5 separate regions of the Homo sapiens genome follow, and regions 2, 3, 4 and 5 are each linked to region 1. A link is an interaction called in ENCODE POLR2A ChIA-PET data of the cell type or tissue named here. Cell type or tissue: MCF 10A. All regions are shown on one strand.

The links. ChIA-PET counts read pairs that join two places held together with the same protein. Peaks named below come from ENCODE experiments on the same cell type or tissue, not always from the same donor. Only the 100,000 strongest peaks of a DNase experiment are listed, where the experiment ranks them.
Region 2: POLR2A ChIA-PET joins it to region 1 with 6 read pairs; 1 of 35 experiments calls an interaction of 5 or more read pairs at or near these places.
Region 3: POLR2A ChIA-PET joins it to region 1 with 8 read pairs; 9 of 35 experiments call an interaction of 5 or more read pairs at or near these places.
Region 4: POLR2A ChIA-PET joins it to region 1 with 5 read pairs; 4 of 35 experiments call an interaction of 5 or more read pairs at or near these places.
Region 5: POLR2A ChIA-PET joins it to region 1 with 7 read pairs; 9 of 35 experiments call an interaction of 5 or more read pairs at or near these places.

The regions. Positions count from the first base shown.
Region 1 is chr12:57,862,946-57,866,945 of GRCh38, forward strand. No RefSeq gene overlaps it. Among named protein-coding and RNA genes, the nearest start is that of CTDSP2, 18 kb to the left of the region's middle. RefSeq lists a silencer at 2,271-2,630. In MCF 10A, no CTCF peak of the experiment used is centred here; DNase peaks (open chromatin) are centred at 2,216 and 2,486.
Region 2 is chr12:57,262,320-57,266,319 of GRCh38, forward strand. All of the region lies in intron 19 of R3HDM2 (R3H domain containing 2), which reads right to left. Among named protein-coding and RNA genes, the nearest start is that of STAC3, 13 kb to the left of the region's middle. RefSeq lists an enhancer at 1,467-1,761. In MCF 10A, a CTCF peak has its summit at 1,626 (motif pointing right); a DNase peak (open chromatin) is centred at 1,632.
Region 3 is chr12:57,769,923-57,773,922 of GRCh38, forward strand. METTL1 (methyltransferase 1, tRNA methylguanosine) reads right to left here and starts at 2,183. Exons shown (of 6, transcript NM_005371.6): 1 at 2,052-2,183; 2 at 1,172-1,335; 3 at 1-34. The coding sequence starts at 2,161. EEF1AKMT3 (EEF1A lysine methyltransferase 3) reads left to right here and starts at 2,692. Exons shown (of 3, transcript NM_015433.3): 1 at 2,692-2,979; 2 at 3,095-3,206. The coding sequence starts at 2,803. RefSeq lists enhancers at 1,042-2,241, 1,927-2,216, 2,347-2,856. In MCF 10A, no CTCF peak of the experiment used is centred here; DNase peaks (open chromatin) are centred at 1,929, 2,239 and 2,609.
Region 4 is chr12:57,757,661-57,761,660 of GRCh38, forward strand. It overlaps MARCHF9 (membrane associated ring-CH-type finger 9), which reads left to right. Exons shown (of 4, transcript NM_138396.6): 3 at 448-640; 4 at 903-2,751. The coding sequence ends at 1,237. Among named protein-coding and RNA genes, the nearest start is that of MARCHF9, 4.6 kb to the left of the region's middle. RefSeq lists enhancers at 1,620-1,679, 1,800-1,849. In MCF 10A, a CTCF peak has its summit at 1,865; a DNase peak (open chromatin) is centred at 1,911.
Region 5 is chr12:57,763,505-57,767,504 of GRCh38, forward strand. It overlaps CYP27B1 (cytochrome P450 family 27 subfamily B member 1), which reads right to left and starts at 3,574. Exons shown (of 9, transcript NM_000785.4): 1 at 3,343-3,574; 2 at 2,503-2,693; 3 at 1,793-1,995; 4 at 1,507-1,707; 5 at 1,250-1,422; 6 at 874-1,046; 7 at 594-672; 8 at 107-304. The coding sequence starts at 3,537. RefSeq lists enhancers at 817-1,595, 1,567-1,646. In MCF 10A, CTCF peaks have their summits at 1,828 and 2,028; DNase peaks (open chromatin) are centred at 2,117, 2,917, 3,047 and 3,727.

The DNA of each region.
Region 1 (4,000 bases):
GCCAGCCACATGAAGAAACTTAGGAGGACTCCAGAAGACATCTCAGGGCAACTGTGGGCTCTGTCCTGACTACAGCAATGGAAGTCCAATGTCCATTCAGAAAAGGGAAAGAAATGGCAGCAAAGTTTGCCTTGGAGGCTCCTGCAGGCCAGGAATGACAGAGCAGCTGGAGAGATATATTTTCCCAGGGCTGGCATGGATATCACCTCCCCTGTGGCAGGACAGGTTGGGAACCCTGGTGTTGCTGACTTTCTGGAAGCTGGAGAGGTTTGAGTGGAATATTTGGAGTGCATTATATACCATAGGTGGCTTGTGCTGGCCACCTATGGTCTATAATTTGGTTGGATGTCCTTGATTTTCTACTGATAAATAGATCTGCTACTTGATTTTCTACTGTGGGTTTGAGGGAGGATACTTGGGGCCAGCAGATGAGTCACACCTCTGATCCTTACATGCCCAGCTGCCTCTGTCTCCCCTTGCCCATGCAGTCTGGAATTCCAATCTGCTCCCCTGTTTAACATCTCATCCAGTCAATAAGCGCCTCTGAAGTCTTTACTTTGTGAGTAGCATCTTTGACATGTTTGTGTCGGGTGGATACCATGACAGAAAGACAAGACTTGGCCTCAAGGAGTTTGCTGGTCAAATTCGAGAACACTGCATCTGAAACAATTTATCAGTAGAAAATCAAGGACATTCAACAGAGGTATAGACCATGGGTGGCCATCACAAGCCACCTATGGTACACAGTGCACTGGTTTATATACCATCTACTGCATTAGTCCCAGCCTCCCAAACTGGCACCAACAGTCCTCTTCTCCTTGCCCACTACTCCCTTCTTCCCTCCAAGATCCCTTTGGAGGTGATCCATCAAGTTGGAGCCTGACACATAATTTCTGCTCATCGTGTGTGGCCTTCCTCCAGTTTCCTGGGGATGTGAAGGAGGAGGGAGGGACCTGTCAGCTGGATGGAGACTTCTTTGCCCAAAGTTGATAGTACCACAGTGGGGCTCTTCACAGGCAGCCATTTTGAGACCTGTCCAGCACAAGGTTCTAGTTTTGGGGGTCCTGTCACTTAAATAAGAAAATATTGAGTGCTTGCCTTGTGCCAGTGTCTGTTTGAAGAGGCAGACCACTGTCACTTTTCTTGTATTATCTAATTCAGTCCACACAACAATTGCCTTTGGTGGGAATTTTAATTATTCCATTTTACAGTTGGAGAAACTAAGGTACAGAAAGATAAAGTCACTTATCCTTATCAAACAACTAGTAAGTAGTGGAGCCACGATTTGAACCCAAGCAGACTGCCTGCAGCATCCCTGGTCGGCACCCCTGTGCACACTGCCAAATTGTCTTATTCTAGGAATTTCCCTTCCCTGCGCCATGACATATTAAAAACTCAGCTAGAGGTCATTTTGAGCAAGGAACCCTTCTCCACCCTGCCTTTCCATGAGAGGGAGTTGGGATCCCAGAGAAGAGGAATTCCAGAAGAGGCACTGCCACTTTGGCTATTTTTCCTGCATGTTCCCCAGGCAGGGAGCGCCAGCTTTTGATTTGCCAGGTGTCTCTCTGTTCTTCTAATTAACACCAGATCCAGCCTTTAGCCAGAGCCCTGCCTATAGCTGGAATCCACCACCATGCGGCTCAGGGGCCAGTTCGCTGTGACTGCCACAGAGGACAAAGCAAGTGCTAACTCGGGGTGGAGTCTTCTGTAATGATGCTCCCTTTGCCTCATCCATAAAAAGCTCCACTCAGATCTACCTCGTTTGTGGTGGAGGCCAGGGTGGCAGAGTGTGCAGGAGAAGGCAGAATCAGGCTGAAACAGCTCCTCTTTGCCTCCCTGGATTCTTTTCCAAAATGCTGTCAGCACTGCCAGTTGGAAAATATTTTTCTCCCTCCCTTTGTCTTCTTTCTTATTAAGAAAAAAAAAAAAGCCATCTGGTGTCAAATTCACTCCTGGCACATCATAAAGGGTAGCACTAAAAATGTCCCCGAAAAACTAAAAGCAAAACCACAGTAGTACACATGGGATTTAATCTCAGCATCCTAGAATTTCAGAGTTGATAGGGCCCTCTGAGATCAAACCCTTCCTGTAGACGGGAGGAAACTGAGGCCGGGAGGGATTATGTTATTCTTTCAAAAATGTTTACTGAGCGCCTACTATGTTCAAGACACTCTTCAGGCGCCGCAGATGAATCACGAACACAACAGTGAGGCAGAAATCCCCGCCTCCTTGGAGCTTTCCGTGGGAGGTTCTTGCCTCGGCCCTCGGGCCTGCGTCTGCCGCCGTTTTTAAACGGCCCCGAAGTTGGGAGCTCTGGCTGGGCCACCTCCGGGCTGGGGGCCCGGCCTGGGGCCGCCCCTCTTTTCCCGCCCGGAGCCGCAGTGTCCAGAGGGGCGAAGTTTGCGGCCACCGCCGGCCGTGCAGTCTCCCGCGCTTCCCCCGCCGGAGCGCCGGCCCCGCATTCCTCCGGGTTGAGCAACAGCTTTTCCTCCGAGGGCGGCTGGCCGGGCAAGGCGGGGCCGCCAGCGCTGGGGCCCTCGCGGGGCGCGGCCCGAGTGTCCGGGGCCTCTGGCAGCGCCCCGGGTTTAAGTGGAGCGCGGCCGCCAGACCCTCCCCGGGGAGCCGAGCTCGGAGAGGGGGGCCGCAGAGCCCAGGCCCCAGCCTGCCCTTCCTGCAGCGCCGGCGGGATTGCCGAAAGACCAAGCGGGTGCCAGGCCTCACCCGACCTTGATGTTGGCGTTAGTCCGGGTTGACCGCCCACTCTGACGCTCTATACAGAGAGCTCCTTTGCTTCCATTTTTACTCCAATCCTGGAAATTCTTTGTCGATGAAAAGGGGACAGTTTATAGTGAACTCCAAAAGAGGGGTCCTAACCTAACCCAGCTCTTTGAATTTAAACACTTACAATAATCATATGTGTGTGTGTGTATGTGTGTGTATATATATATGTACACATACATCTGTGTACACAGACGTATGTGTATACATACATATATATGTATGCATACATGTATGTATGCATACATGTATGTATGCATAGATGTATGTGTATATATGTATGTATACATATATACACTCACACACACATATATACATACATATTTGAGACAGAGTCTTGTTCTGTCCCCCAGCCTGGAGTGCAGTGGCATGATCTCGGCTCACTGCAACCTCCGACTCCCGGGTTCAAGCAATTCTCCCACCTTAGTCTTTGAGTAGATGGGACTACAGGTGCGTGCCATGCCAGGCTAATTTTTTTATTTTTAGTAGAAACAGGGTTTCACCATGCTGGCCAGGCTGGTATTGAACTCCTGGACTCAAGTGATCTGCCTGCCTCGGCCTCCCAAAGTGCTGGGATTACAGGCATGCACCACCATGCCCCACCCTTCATATTTTTCTTTTCCTGCCTCTTAAATCTTGAGCTTAGGTCTTGAATTTTTTTAGCTTTATTTTATTTTAGTATACTTTTTATTTTGGAAAATTGTTAGATGTACATAAAAGTTGCAACAATAGTGTAGAGAATTCCCATGTACTCTTCACCCCGCTTCCCCCAAAATTAGTATCTTACCTAACCATGGTACGTTTGTCAAAATGAAGAATTAACATTGGAACAATGCTATTAACCAAACTACAGACTTTATTTGGATTTCACATGTTTCCACTCCTGTCCTTTTTGTGTTTCAGGATTCAGTCTGGGCCATCATCTTGCATTTAGGGGTTTGAAGCCTTTTAGTATGTAATCCAGATTTCATTGTGTAGAGTCTCTCCCCTTGGCAATGAGGCAGGAGGCAGAGTCCCTGGCACTGGATTGACCTCCCTGTCCTTGTCCTGATGGCCCAGGAAACACCTCGAGCCCTGGATATCCTGAGAATGCTCTTAAGGGATTCCTGCTGGGTCTGCCTGCTGGCTCTGGTAGCACCTGGTATAAATCTGGATCCCAAGGCCTGCACCTGGTCCTACTGGATGGAGACAAGGAAGTCCATGGGGTTCTTTAGAGAACACT
Region 2 (4,000 bases), 600 kb before region 1:
GTCCATGCTGCTGTGTCACTGTGAGTTGGGAGTCTCTGTATAGGTATCACTGCCATTTCATGTCTGTGTGCATCTTCCCCAGACAAGCACCCCTGTAGAAACCTCAAGGGACCTGCAACCATCATTTTAATGGGAGAAGTCTTTCCTGGGGTTAGAGTTATGTCTCATACTATAGTGAAGGAATTAAAGTTCAGGCCTGGGGGTAAACAGGGCAACTACAAAAATGTATTAATAAACCAGAACAGTTGTTCCAGGAACAGCTAATCCTAATCCCTGCCTTTATTTTTGGAAAAGTGACCATGTTGCTACATGAGAGAAGGGCAGGCAACTGTCCTCTGAAGGTGACAGAGGGGCCCTTGTGGGTTATGCCTGCTGTCTATCTTTTCAGTATAGGGTAAACGAGGCACAAGAAGCACTTGTTTCCCTTTTTCCACCTCCTCTTAGATTTCCACAAACAGGGATTAAAGACCTATAAGATCGATATGGTGAATACAGTATTTTACATGATATGGGTAGAACACAAGATACCACTATCTAGGAAAAGTACAAGGGGTCAGTCAGAAGCCTAGGATCAACCAGGGTAACTAAGAACAAAGGAGATAAAACTGAGAAAATTCCAAAGAAGCAAGGAAAACAGACGATAAAGAGGGATTCTCCATTTCTTTTGACGTGGGAAGCCTACATTAATTATCTCTTTCTTCTAACCCTGGTCCAGATTTCTAGTGTTGCCAACTTCCAGAACTGTTGTTTTAGTTTACTTAAATTAACCTAGTATGACAGAGTAGGTAATGAAAAATTCTTTTCACTTGATTTGTTTATGGTTCAAAGATCTTGCATTTGAAGATGAATAGATGTAACCACAGTGACCCAATAGATATAAGGACATGCCACAAAGGATACACACAAAAATGCACATACAAGTATACCTACATGTACATGCAGGAGAAAAAATGCCCCGCAGTACCCAGCACCACCATAGGCTACAGTGCTTCTTGGAGCTGGTTTCTGCAATATCTATACCCCACTGGAAATTTTAAGGCCAAGTGCCCCTGGCAGACACTAGGAGAAACAGCCAGAGAGACCAATAACATAATAAAAGTTAAGGACTTTTGAATTAAAAACCTCAGCCTGTATGAAGGCGGAAGTCATTGCTCCTTTTTTTTTGTTTTGAGACAGTCTCGCTATGTTGCCCAGGCTGGAGTGCAGTGGCGCAATCTCGGCTCACTGCAACCTCTGCCTCCTGGGTTCAAGCAATTCTCATGCCTCAGCCTTCCAAGTAGCTGGGATTACAGATGTGCACCCCCATGCCCAGCTAATTTTTGTATTTTTAGTAGAGATGGGGTTTTGCCATGTTGGCCAGGCTGGCTGGTCTCGAACTCCTGGCCTCAAGTGATCCACCCTCCTTGGCCTTCCAAAGTGATGGGATTACAGGCATGAGACACCATGCCTGGCCTGGAAGTCATTGCTCCTTAAAGGTAAGAACTGATCATGTCTAATGAGTAAGATTAATTCTGGAATCTACTCCACAGCATCCAACATAGTGACGTACAAAAAATCTTCAAGTGAAAATATTCCATTTCTAAATAGGGAAAATTGACAAAATATCTCCCTCTCACCAGAAGAGGGCACTCTGACATTCCCACGATAGAGTGGAAAGGAGATGGTTGGAGGCTAAATTAAGACTTCCTGCCGAGGTGGGCAGATCATGAGGTCAGGAGATCAGGCCCATCCTGGCCAACATGGTGAACGCCGTCTCTACTAAAAATTTAAAAATTAGCCAGCTGTGGCGGCATGTGCCTGTAATCCCAGCTACTTGGGAGGCTGAGGCAGGAGAATTGCTTGAACCTGGGAGGCAGAGGCTGCAGTGAGCCGAGATCACGCCACTGCACTCCAGCCTGGGCGACAGAGAGAGACTCTGTCTCAAAAAAAAAAAAAAAGACTTCCTTCCCAGCTGGGCTGGGAAGCTGGCTCAACACCTGTAATCCTAGCACTTTGGGAGGCCGAGGCGGGCGGATCACCTGAGGTCAGGAGTTCAAGAACAGCCTGGCCAACATGATGAAACCCTGCCTCTACTAAAAAAAAAAAAAAAAAAAAATACAAAAATTAGCCAGGCATGGTGGCAGGCGCCTGTAGTCCCAGCTACTCAGGAGGCTGAGGGAGGAGAACTGCTTGAACCTGGGAGGTGGAGGTTGCAGTGAGCCGAGATTGCACCACTGCACTCCATCCTGGGTGACAGAGCAAGACTCTGTCTCAAAAAAAAGAAAAGAAAAGAAAAGAAAAAACAAAAGACTTCCTTCCAGATTTTTTTTTTTTTTTTTTGAGACAGGGTCTTGCTCTCCATGATGACAGGGTGACATCACCATGATGCAGTGGCACCATCATAGATCACTGCAGCCTCAAACACCTGGGCTCAAGTGATCCTCCTGCCTCAGCCTCTCAAGTAGCTGGGACGAACTAAAAGCACATGCCACCATGCCCAACTAATTTTTAAATTTTTTGTAGAGATAGGGTCTTGCTTTGTTGCCCATGCTTGTCTCGAACTCCTGGCTTCAAGAAATTCTCCTGCCTTGGCCTCCCAAAGTGCTGGGATTACAGGTGTGTACCACTGCACACAGTCCCCTAAAGTTTCTTTAACTGCAGTGTATTGCTATTTGAGGGTAGGGTGAAAGGGATACAAACAAGGGCAGCTGTACTTGCGTGTTAGGGGAATTCTTGGCAAAGGCAGTGAAAGGCTGCATGGCATAAACTTATTAACTTGGAATGGCTGGCCTCTCCAAAGAGGGCCCTTAGCTGTGTAACATGATGTCCATTTATTTTCCACTGGAGAGAAAGAAATTGAGTAAAAAAAAGTGTTGAAAATGTGTTGAAGACTCAGTATGGGATGCGGAAAGTCAAAAGACCCAAATTCAAGTTAGAGGATTGTGACTTTAGGCAAGTCATTTAATTTCTTTGAGTTTTAAATTTCCTCCTCACAAAGTTATGGTGAGAATTAAAATGTTACAATGTATGTGAGCACACAACAAAAGCTGCTAAACAAATCTAAGCTCTAAGTTAAAAAGCGTTTTATCAACTTCCCTCACCCTCCCAAGAGAAAAGAAATGCTGTCTATATGAAGGATAAGTACAGAAGACACAGGTCTTCTGTGTCTTCATTTCATGACCCAAAGGCATGTGAGTATAGTGCTAGATTCAGAAAACAAAAAAAAGAAAAAAAGAAAAGAAAAGAAAAGAAAAAGAAAAAAGAAAAACAAAGAAAACTAAGAATGCAGAGACATAGCTTTTCAGGGCTGAGGCAACCAATGTCATTTCTTTTTTTTTCCCCCTAGAGACAGGGTCCCACTCCCTATCTGGGTCCATCCAGGCTGGAGTGCAATGGCACGATGCCAGCTCCTTACAGCCTCAGCCTCCCAGGCTCAAGCGATTGTTCCCCTCAGACTCCTGAGCAGCTGTTACTACTGGGTGCGTCACCACTCTTGGCTTGTTTTTTTTTTTTTTTGAGATGGAGTCTCGCTTTGTCGCCCAGGCTGGAGTGCAGTGGCGCGATCTCGGCTCACTGCAAGCTCCGTCTCCCGGGTTCAAGCATTTCTTGTGCCTCAGCCTCCCAAGTAGCTGGGATTACAGATGCACGCCACCATGCCCAGCTAATTTTTGTATTTTTAATAGAAGTGGGGTTTCACCATGTTTGCCAGGCTGGTCTTGAACTCCTGACCTCAGGTGATCTGCCCGTCTTGGCCTCCCAAAGTGTTGGGATTACAGGCGTGAGCCTCCGCACCTGGCCATAATTTTTCTTTTTTTTTTTTTTTTTGAGACGGAGTCTTGCTCTGTTGCCCAGGCTGGAGTGCAGTGGCATGAGCTGCAACCTCTGCCTCCCAGGTTCAAGTGATTCTCGTGCCTCAGCCTCCTAAGTAGCCGGATGACAAGTGTGCACCACCATGCCTGGCTAATTTTTGTATTTTTAGTAGAGATGGGGTTTTACCATGTTGGCCAGGCTGGTCTCAAAC
Region 3 (4,000 bases), 93 kb before region 1:
ATAAGTGTGTCTGGGAACAGCGGTGACAGTTCCACTGCACACAGAAATAGCAATGGAATCATCAACCATATACTTGTAGGAAGTGCAAAGGGGTCAACACAGGAAAGGAAGCCTCAACCTGCAACTACCAAAGTCCAGAACGGCAAGAGAGGACAGAGATACATATATGGATAGTTTTATGCTCAAGAGGCGGGGGGAGAAATGAAAATTGTCACCAGGACCAGAATGGGAGGGCTGAGGATACATGTATATTTGCCATTGCTTTAGAGTTTTCCACAGTGTTTTCACACATTGTGTTATTTCATCCTTATAACACTCTGTGGTAAATTGTGAAGATAAGGAAACTGAGGGTCAGATATGCCGAAGATCATAGAGTTAAGAAGGGGCAGAACTGGAACTTATTTATTTGAGATGGAGTCTTGCTCTGTCACCCAGGCTGGAGTGCAGTGGCACAATCTTGGCTCACTGCAATCTCTGCCTCCCAGGTTCAAGTAATTCTCCTGCCTCAGCCTCCTGAGTAGCTGGTCTTGAACTCCTGGCCTCAAGTGGTCCACCTGCCTCAGCCTCCCAAAGTGTTGGGATTACAGGTGTGAGCCACTGTGCCCAGGCAGAACTGGACCTTAAACCAAGGTTTTCTGCCTCTATGTACCATGCTCTTCTTCTCTATCAGGCTGTTATCTGTTTGGGAAGATCTAAAAATAGGGAGTGGCTTGGCATGCATGGGTGGGACAATACAGACAATACAAGAGGAACCCAAAAAACAGGAGAGTGGGGCAGAAGGAATGAGATCTGGCGAGGGAGGGGCAAAGGGGAGGGGAGATGGTAGAATCTCTGAGAAAAGACAGTTCAGGATCACTGGCCACAACGGCTAATCTCTGATGCTTGTGCTGACCAGCTCACTGACCCGGAACCTGGCAGATGAAATGGCTCATGTAGGGATTGACGCCAGAAAGGACAACCCAGGTTTTAAGAAGCATTTGAGGCAGCCCCCTCCACTCTCCAGGGCAAAGGTCACAGACCCAGAGTAGAGGGTAGGTGGAGCCTCTCCATGCTGATGTCACCAGTGTCTGGACGAAAGGGGAAAGGCCAATTATGACCCCCCACAAAAGTTGCTGAGGCAGCAGAAGCTACTAGGCCTCTTCTCACCCCAAAAAGAGGGCCTGAGTGTTACCTAACAGGCCACCATAGCCACAGCCTATGTCTGCAAACTCCACTTGGGCCTGAGCTCTCTTTTCTTTCTTATCCTTTGGGTCATCGTGGCTCTGATTTTGAGTGAGTGGAGCGAAGAACTCTGGGTATAGCTCAGACCAGTCCATCTCCTCTGGCTTCACAGGGCTATTGGAAAGAAGACATAAGAAGCATGAGAAGGTTGGTCACACCATTGCAGAAGTGGTACTGTGAGAGTGTGTGGGTGGGTGAGGGTGGGAGGTAAAAGGGAGGAGGGTTTCTCAAAAATTCTGTAACACTGGGCCCTGTGGCCTCTAAGAGGGACAATGGAAACCACCCTTAACTCCCAGTGTGAATCATAGGACCATCATGAGGCCCATAAACGCTGACCTGCCCAACTCCACTTCTGGCGGTTGATGTGACCCTGGCCGGGTAACTGCCCTTTCTGGGGCACAAGTTCCCCTTCTCCCGAGACTGGCTGCCTAATGCACTGGGATCCTACTTTGTGTTTGTGCTCTGCGGGGAGGGAAGGTAAGGTAAGGTGCGGGCAGGATTGTGTATATGTTTGCCTTTTTATTAAATCCAACAAACAAAAGCAAAAGATGGAAACGACATTCTGCCTCTATCACTTCAGTCTCAGTAACAATTTATTTCTCTTCCCAAACTTAGCACCGCTACCCAGACTTAGGCCCGAACGCCACGCCCACTCTCAACCCGCCAACTCCTCTCTCGGTCGAATCTCCCGGTCCCACCCCCAAAAACTGACGTCACCCATCTGATCCTCCCGGGTCTACCCCAAATCCTCCCAGCAGTTGCAGCACAACTGCTCTCCCGGCTGCTTTGAGAATCCCGCCCTCCTCTCTCTCCCTCTGCCCACTCCTCACTAGCGCAGCGTGTGGTCCGCCATGGGGTTGGAGTGAGCACGTTGCCGGTAGTAGCGCTTCTGGGGCGGTGGGGCCTCTGCTCCGGCCACGTTCCGAGTCTCGGCTGCCATGATCCCAGTCCGGGGTTTCTCTACCAAATCCACGTGGAGGCGCAGGCCAGAGGCGCAAGTTAATGACGCAGCCATGCGCGTTGGTGGCAGTTCCCGCCCCTTAAAGACCCAAGAGCAAATTCAGCTGGGCTGGGCTGGGCTGGGCTGGGCTAGGTGGGGAGGGCTGTAAGGAGCGAGTGCTGGAGGGAACCTCCGCACCGTTAGCCTCCAACTGGGAGGGCGAGGCCAGGCCCAGGGACCCAACGTTTTCTCTTAGCTTGCTTCTGCCTGGTCTGGGTTACCATCCTGGTTGCAGGCACCTGTGCACCCCACAGGTGAGAGGGGTCTAGAGACCTCGCCTTCTACAGTGGCATCAGTCCTCGCTCCTGTCCCCTTACTCCTGGTCTCGGACCAGTCCGCCCGGTCTGACTCTTGTGGTCCCGTGTGGGTTTCGTCGAGTGTGCGCTCGGGGCCGGGGCGGGAGGGGCAGCTCCTCATTCCACCTCCAGGAAATCGAACTGGAGGAAGGAGGGCAAACTCAGGGAGGCGGGGCTCGTTCCACAGGGACACCACGACGGCTCGCGGCCCCCAGCCTCTACCCCGCTCCGGATCCGGGATCTGAGCGCCGGCCGCGGTGCCCAGGCACTCCCTTGGCGGGCCGGATGGCGGACCCCGGCCCAGATCCCGAATCTGAGTCGGAATCGGTGTTCCCGCGGGAGGTCGGGCTCTTTGCAGACTCTTACTCGGAGAAGAGCCAGTTCTGTTTCTGTGGGCATGTGCTGACCATCACGCAGAACTTTGGGTCCCGCCTCGGGGTGGCGGCGCGCGTGTGGGACGCGGTGAGGAATGGGCTGCGCCGGGTGAGGGTCCGTGGGAGGTCCAGATCCCGGACTCCGCCTCTCCCATATGGAGCCATCCTCACGACTGTCTTTTTCTCTGTCTTTTCTCCCGTAGGCCCTGAGCCTGTGCAATTATTTCGAGAGTCAAAATGTGGATTTCCGAGGCAAGAAGGTGATCGAACTGGGTGCGGGGACAGGCATCGTGGGGATCTTGGCAGCGCTGCAGGGTGCGTGAGCTGGCTTTTTACGGGAGAGAGTGGGGACCCAGGGGCGCGGAGAAATGGTCACTTCGTGGATCTTTGGGGGAGAGGGGAGAACTTTGGGCCCAGTCTAACCCCTTCTTTTTAACAAATTTTTTTTTAAAATTTGTTTTTGTTTTTATTTTGGCGTCTGCTTCTGCGTGCCAGACAGCGCGAATTGCCTGTCAAAGCACCTAGGGTGGGTGATTGGGGAGGGCAGGAAATAAAACTCAGGCAGGCCTATAAGAAGGAGTTGTTTCTATCGTGTTGCTTTTTTTTTGTTTTTAATTTTTTTTGTTTTTTTGAGACGGAGTCTCACTGTGTCGCCCAGGCTGGAGTGCAGTGGCTGCTATCCCCACTAACTGCAACCGCTGCCTCCCGGGTTCAAGCAATTCTCATGCCTCAGCCTCCGAAGTAGCTGGAATTACAGGCTTGCGCTACCATACCCGGCTACTTTTTGTATTTTTAGTAGAAGACGTTTCACCATGTTGGCCAGGCTGGTCTCGAACTCCTGACCTCAGGTGATCCATCTGCCTCGCGAGGCGCCTGGGATTACAGGCGTGAGCCACGACACCCAGCCTTGTGTTACTCTTTGTGATTTTATGGAGAATACTGTCACTTAAAAGCGCCTTGGCTTTGGACATGGTCTTCTGTCAAGATGCACATATGGGGGTACTCTGTAGGGAGACTTGCAGACATTAAACTTCGTGAGTGCTTTATAACTTTATTATGAATATATTTCAGATTCCTTAGGTTTTTATTGCTAAGAGAAACAAGCTTAT
Region 4 (4,000 bases), 110 kb before region 1:
AAAAAGAAAAGAAAAAATGATGTTGATGATGATAGCAAATATGTAGTGTTTTCTGTGTCAAGTTTTGGTGTGTATTAACTCTTAATCTTCACAATAATCTTATTAGATACTATTATTATCCCCTTTTACAAACGAGGACACTGATGCACAAAGATTTGAAAACTTACCCAAGGTTACTTAGCCAGTAAGTGATGGAGTCAAGATTTAGGATTCAAATCTAGATGTTTTGGTTTCAGAGCACTTGCCCAATCCTGCCTTTCTAAAGTAAGACAAATGGTGTCAGACAAGTGCCACATTCTAGATTTAATCAAGGCACAGAGAAGACAGATGTTGATCCTGCCTGAAGGTTTTAGGGAAGGTTCCTGGAGCACCCTGCTCTTCAGGGCCACCCATCACCTGGCCCTCCATCCCTTTCTGGGACTCTTTGGAGCCCTTTCTCCCACACAGTGGCAGGCCATCTCCCTGACGGTCATCGAGAAGGTCCAGATTGCTGCCATAGTTCTGGGCTCGCTCTTCCTGGTTGCCAGCATCTCCTGGCTCATCTGGTCCTCACTCAGCCCTTCAGCCAAGTGGCAACGACAGGATCTGCTCTTTCAGATCTGCTACGGCATGTATGGCTTCATGGATGTCGTCTGCATAGGTGAGGGCACCTCTCTCTCCTTTACCTGCTCTGTATCTTCCTCTTACACACCTAACTCCCCTGCCCATCCCCTCAGTTTCCTGGCTTTATTTTCTGCCACTGTAGCCTTTAGTGCTATCCTGGTGCCCCCTCAACCCACTTCCCTGCTTCTCCAGGGCCCTTTGCAACTGTATCTTCTCACTCTGAAGAAATGCTTGCTTAAGTACCTCTGGCCTAGATCTAGGCCACAGTTAACCCTGGATTTCTTATTCCTATTGCTCAGGCCTCATCATCCATGAAGGCTCCTCTGTCTACCGCATCTTCAAGCGCTGGCAGGCAGTGAACCAGCAGTGGAAGGTCCTAAATTATGACAAGACCAAGGACATAGGAGGAGATGCAGGGGGAGGGACGGCAGGGAAGTCAGGCCCCAGGAACTCACGGACGGGCCCCACCTCTGGGGCCACGAGCCGCCCCCCAGCTGCCCAGCGCATGCGGACGCTCTTGCCTCAGCGCTGCGGTTATACAATCTTGCACCTCCTTGGGCAGCTGCGGCCACCAGATGCCCGTTCCAGCTCCCATTCTGGCCGAGAGGTTGTCATGAGGGTCACTACAGTCTGAACTGGACTCCAGGAGCAGGGATCTTGAGTCAATGCATCAGTCAGAGAAGAACTCTCATGGCTGCTGGAGGTACCAGCTGGACAAGGTGTTTGGGGCATGCTGCCCCCGTCACCGAGGATCTGTGTGGGTAGCCTCAAGCTGGAGACATTGTCTGGCCTCACTGCCCACTGGGTAGAGACACCTGGATGACATTTCAGTACCCGCTGGCAGCTCCTCCCACTCATCCAGAGACGGCCGGTGGGCAGGCGGGGAGAGCAGCTTTCCTTCCCTGGAGAGAACCGTCTTTACCTCAGCTCCTAGGGCCTCCAGCCCCCCAGCTCCACCACGGTGACTTGGTGAAGGGGGACCAATGCCAGAAGAAAGGGGCTGTAGACCCCTATTCCCCACCCCATGGCCACAGGGCATCTGGCAATAAGACTAGTATACATTGACCTCCCGTTCCCTGCATGAGGGCGGGGAGTTCCCCCTGCTCCATCCCCCATTGCATGGGGGAAGGGCATAAAGAATCATTTATATGCACGTGGAGACTCCTTTCTCATCTGGGGCTTTTCTGGAGGGTTGGGAGATGTGGGGAGGTTTCTCTGCACAGGTTGCAAATCCCAAATGCAGCAGTGGGTTCTGAGTTGTAGGTGTGACTCCCACTTGCTGGTGAATAATTCATGTTGGCTGCTAGGTGGCAGCACTCCGAGGTATCTAAAGGGTAGACCTGGACCTGCCACCTATGAGTTGTGTGATATAGAAAAAAATCTCTTAGCTCTGGTTTTCCTGTCTACTTCATAGGGTTGGAATAAGGATAAATGAGGGACAGGTTGGATGCCGTTGCAGAGAAAATCAGCAATGACATAAAGAGATTTCTAGAATAGTTGATGGTCCATTTATTTCAAATAGTAGCTGGTGTAACAAATTCTAAAATGTGTTTTTCATCTGGAGTTGCACAGAATCATGGAATTTTGTGTTGAGTGACATAATAGGTATGGAAATATGAGGGGAAATAGACATTGCAAATGTGAAGCATGGTGGTTATTTGTTAAGAATGAGAACTCCTCTGACTCTAAATATTTGGGCCTGTGGGCTGGGGAAGGCTGGAGCCATCTGCCTTGTTCTGGAGATCATCTGGGTTCTATCAGTCCTTCTCAAGTACTGTGCTCACCCAGAAAAGCAGTGTGAAGTGAATTTGGACTCATTTGGAGTGAGATGGAGGGAATCCCCCCACTCAGTGTTATGAGTCTCCAACCCCAGTTTAAGCTATTTCCATGGCAGTTTAGGGTCACAGGTTTGATCCCGGTGTGCCCAGCCAGTGGTATTAATGGATGGCATTATGTTTGGAGGCAGCAGCATAGAGGACTGTTGTTTATAGAGAAAAGATTTGGGAAGGACTGTTTACAATGTGGGTCAGCCTGAAGCCTGGGCACTTTCTTCTGTGACCTTGGGGTTGTGTATTATATGAATGATGCTGTTTTTAAGTAAACCATTCAACAGCAATTAAATAATTCCTTCATTCACGGCTAAAGTCAGATCTGGAGGCCTTTCTTATTATTGATCCTTCTATCAGGGAAGGTTCTGCTTTGCCTCCTTCCTCCCTGGGGATGTTTTGGAGAAAATGCTTCCCTTGCAAAGGCCCACACACATCCTTGCCCAGGAAACCTTGTCCCCTCCCCTCTCCCAAAGGGGGTCTTGGTTGCTGTCCATGGTGCTGGCATCCAGACCAGCCTTGGGATGTAGGAACAAAAGCTGGACTGCGGTTCAAGTAATTTCAAAGTGTGGAAGTATATAACTTCCAATTTTTGAGGGAGTAGAGTGGATAGGGAACTGAGACTGAACCCTCCGTCTGCTCAGTAGGAAACTGTTTCCCCAGAGAGAGAACCCTCTATATCCCCCATCTTGGGAGACAGAAAGGCCAGACTTTACTGATTTGCCATTCTCAGAAGAGCTGGTGGGGACCAAATGGGGGATTGCAAATCAGAGTGACTACTAATATCTATACCAGCAGATAGGGCTCAGGTAGATAGGACACATGTGGAGCTTCCTGTGCCAAGCCTGAGCTGTCCTCTGTGATGGCTCTGCAGGGAAGGTTAGACATACCAAAGAAAATAGACATACTCACACACAAACACACTGTATCCATTTACACTCTGGGTCCTAAAATGAGGCCAAGTGGGACACTTTCCCCTCTCCTTCAGCACTAATGGAAGTCTTGGTATGGGAGTTGGGGCCAGCAATCAGTATGGTCTCCTCTTCTTCCTTTTTCCAACTTAAAAAGATCATTGTCCAGGAAAGGGTCATGGGAACTGCTGCCCTCTTCAAGTGGGCATTCCTACTTGCCCAGTGGAAAATAGGGAGTACGGATGGGCAGAATTCTCATCACTGATTCCAGGGTAAAGGGTCTGACAAGCTGGGCTTTATTCTCCCTCAAAGATCAAATCTGCTGAAAATTTGGTCATTTAGGTTCAAATTGAGTTCAGTGATAGAGGAATAGGGGTGGAGACTGAGTATACAGTAGGGAAGGAGTTGAGAAGGGCAGAAAATGCACAGAAACCTTGATCTTTGTACGAGGCTTTGGGTCTGCCCTGCCCCTCTGTAGATCTTGCATAATTAGATGCCCCTGCAAAAGGCCTGGTGGCTACTGGAGTTTCTGCGGTCAGGGAGCCATGTCTAGGCCAGGAGGCCAAGGTGTGGAGGAGGAAGAAGTGTGAAGTGAAATCTCCATCTACACCCAGCTAATTGGAATAGGGTGAGCGGTAGGGGAAGGGGGGCAAGTCCTGA
Region 5 (4,000 bases), 99 kb before region 1:
ACCAGGTCTTATATGATTTCCTATGCTTGTCAGGGGAAAGAGCTCACAACTTTAGAGGGTTAGGGTCTCTCCAGTCTGGGGAAGGTATAAAATCTAGAGCACTCACCTGGGCCAAAGCCATTTGCAATTCAAGCTCTGCCAGGCGTCTCCCCATACAGCTGCGCTTGCCAAAGCCAAAGGGAAGAGATGCAAATGGGTGGGGGGTGGGACCCTCCCCCAGCCAGCGAGCTGGACGAAAAGAATTTGGCTCTGGGAACTGGGCAGGGTCCCTTGAAGTGGCATAGTGACACAGAGTGACCAGCGTCTGGTGCAAAGGAAAACAAACTTGTCAGTTTGGGCTCAGAATAGGGCAGGCATGAAGAAGAGGATATTCAGACAGGGACAAAGGCAGGTCCTGGTGGGTGATGGGGAAGTTTTCTGGGGCTACTTTTGGAAGGATCTCCCCACTGTTCCATTACATCCTAGAAAGGCATATCCTAGAGAGGGGTCAAGGGGAGTGTTTGAAGGGCTTTTAGGAGAGTGTTTGAGAACAGGGTTGGGGCCCAAGATAGTGAGGAATGGCTCAGTAGAAAGGGTGCATAGGCTTTACTCACATTTTTGGGGATAATATAGTCACCCACATGAATGTCTTTGTCTGGGACACGAGAATTTCCAGGTACCACAGGGTACAGTCTAGGTTGCAAAGCACAAAATGGAGACAACAAGATGAGGCTAGGGGCTGCAGCCCCCTTCTCATTGTTTCCAACTTCCAAACCCTTTTTGGCCAGGAGTAGAGGGCCATTTTTCTCTGCTATCTCCCTGCTTCCATCCACTAGTTGCTTCCCCAGCCCTTCCTTGGCATTTCCTCTTGTTCCTCCTCTCCTTCCCCCTCACCTTAGCACTTCCTTGACCACCGCCTTCAGCAGGGGCAGCTGGGACAGAACAGTGGCTGAGGGGTAGGCACTGGAGCCAGGGCTCAGGGCAGCTGTGATCTCTGAGTGGAGTGCTGTCTGGACTTCGGGGTGCCGGGAGAGCTCATACAGAGCCCAAGAGAGCGTGTTGGACACCTGAAAAACATGTGAAAGCAAGAGAGGTGTTGGGTGTGAGAACCCAGCAGAGGGTGCAGATTATGGAAGAGTCTGGGGCTACAGGGTGCTAAGCCAAGCTGGTCTACGTGGCCATAATGGATCCCCTGCAACAGAAAAATGGAGCCGGAGTCTGCGGAGGCTAAGCCCTGGAACCGGCTCACAGCACGGAGGGAGAACCTCACCGTGTCCACTCCCGCCAATAGCAACTCTGTCACATTTCCCAGGATGGACTGGGCAGGCAACTCTTCCCGGAACAGGAAGTGGGTCAGGTGCGCCCCAGACTCCAGGTCCTTCTCGGGCTGTCCTCCGTTCCTCATGGCTGCCTCTGCCTCTCGCCGCTCCACGTGCCTCTGAGCTGCGTGGGTAGAAGGCACGTGAATACCTCGCTACCCCTGGACAGCTTTACATTCCCCCATTTCCACCTCGACCTGTGCCTTACCAAATGCAAACATCTGGTCCCAGTCTCGGCAGAGGCGGCCCCAGGGCCCAGGCACAAGGTGGCGCAGCCAGTGGGGCATCGCCATGGTCAACAGCGTGGACACAAACACCGAGCCCACAGCGCGGATGAAGGTCTCCGTGTCGGGTGGCACTTGAGCCTCCAGGCAGCCCAAGCGCGAGCCGAGCAGAACCGCGGCGATGCCTTGTCGGGAGGGGGCGCCGTCAGGGTTCCGGGAGGCTCTGGTAGGGCGCCCCCGACGCCTGCCCAGCTCTGTCCTGGGACTCACCTTCCAGTCCGAACTTGTAAAATTCCCCCGCCACGTCCCGAACCAGGGCGGGCGGCCCCGTGCCACGTCCCCGCTGGCGCCTCAGACGCCGCACAAGGTCGCAGACTACGTTGTTCAGGGTTCCGGCGTAGCGGGCGGCCGCTTGAGGCCGGAGGAGGAGCGGGGCCAGGAGACTGCGGAGCCTTTGCCATTCTTCGCCTTCCCTGCAGGGTTGAGGAGAGAGTGCGCATCGGGAAGGTGGGGACGGCTCGACGGGACTGGCTGCAGTGAAGGAGCGCGTTCGGCTGCGGTGGCCAGGAGAGGGATTGCGTCTGCCCCCTTGGGGTACGGAAACCTGCACCGGCCTGCGCCTGTCTTCCAGCCCCCTTCCTCTTTACTCATTTCCTGCCCTCAGGGGCCGGGGTTCCCGGGTAACTTGAGTCACAGAACCTTACATTCATTCCATCCAGATCCTTGTACCCTAGCCCAATTCCTCCGGTTCCCCCAGTTCCCAGGATTCGGGCCTCAAAGGATAAGGAGGTAGGCGGGGAGTGAGGTTGGGGCTCAACCTGAGTGTGGGTGAAGCAGACTGGGATGGGAACCCCAAGATGCCCAATGGTAGAGTGGGACAGCCGACCTCCCACCATGCCCCCAGATTGATAGTTTCGGGACCCGCAGCAGGAGAGGGCCGCTGCAGGGCGTCTGGGCTTCTGGGGGCAGAGAAGACTCACGCAGTGAGCAGTCCGCAAGCCCGCTGGCGGCAGCGGCGGTGCTCCGTCCAGGGCGAGAAGCTGCAGCGCTCGGGCCGGGGTCCCTCCTGTCGCAGCAGCTCCTCGACGAGTGCAGGGGCAGCCACGTACACGGTGCGCACTGTCCCAAAGCTGGCTAGCCACACCGGCCCGAAGTGCGCGGCGCCCTGCACCTGGGGGAGCGGACACAGCGGACACTTGGATACCTGGGCGGGGACTTTCAGCTTGACCTGTGCCCACGCCAAGGGCGTTGACTGGGCTTGGGAATAGGGAGCTTCTGCTCTTTCTCGGGTGCCCAACTAGTGTATGCCTTTGATACTGCAAACTCCTCCTCTCTCATTTCCCATCCCTAGAAAGTTTGAGTGTGATGGGCAAAACCGGAACTTTGTGCAAGGCAGACATTCAGGACCTCTCTGATCATCTCGGTCGAGGAGAAATCTCTAAAAGTTCCATGTCTGGACTGTCCATCTCAGGACGAGTCCTCAGTGAATGAAAAGGAACCCATGTAGCTTTAAGCCGCAAGCAGGCGGAGGGTACTGCCCACTCCGGCCTCCCCCTCCCGCGCACTTGTACTTTATCTGCAGGATCTCCACACCTCAGGACAGCGAGAAGGCGCTTTCGCAGCGCCCTCTGCTAAGAGTCGGGACGGGCTCTGCCCGAGTGTAGCCACACCGCCCCCAGCCTCAACTCGCCTTTTCCTTATTTCATGGGCATCCGTTCTCTCTGGCTGTCCCACATTTGCTCTGCACTAGTCAGTCCTTTCTGACGCTGTCAAAACCAGTTTCCCCAGCACTCTGTCTCGGGAAAGGCGTCCCTTCCTACCTGCAGCTCGTGTAGCCTCGACAGCCCCCCCTTGCAGAAAAGTTCGGCCAGAAAGCTGGGCGTAGAGGGGCCTGGGATGTCTGCCAAGCTCCGGCGTGCTGAGTGGTACTCTCGGTAGCCTAGGGAGGCGCCCAACTCGGGCGCCCAGCGGACGCGATGGAACACTCTGGAGGCGTACTTGAGGGTCTGGGTCATGGTCTGGTTCAGGGTGCTCGCGAAAGAAAGCGCTTCTCCTGAGCATCATATCTCAACCCCTATTTAACCTTTGGGTGAGGTGATGACGCCCCCTCTCCAAGCTCCTCAGCCAATCCCTCCTCCTGAGTGGTCTGTGCTGGGGATTAGCACCCAGGAACAGTAGGCGGGGCTGGGGCTGACTTCACAACTCCCTTGGGTCTCATGTTGCAATGACCCTCATGGGAGGGAGGGCCTAAGATTTTCCTCCTGGGAGAGTGCCTTTGTCTAGGAGCCTCAAAGTCTCATCCTAGGAAAGGCTATAAGGCTTTTTAGTAGGGACTAGGTGACCAAGCTACACTAGTCAGTCTCTGATATTCCCACTTCTACCAGTGAGCCCAGCCCCTTTAGGCCCATCCTCAGGAATTCCCCATCTTTCAGCTCCTCCAGGAAGGGAAGCAGGGGAGGCACAGCTGTAACTGTCCCC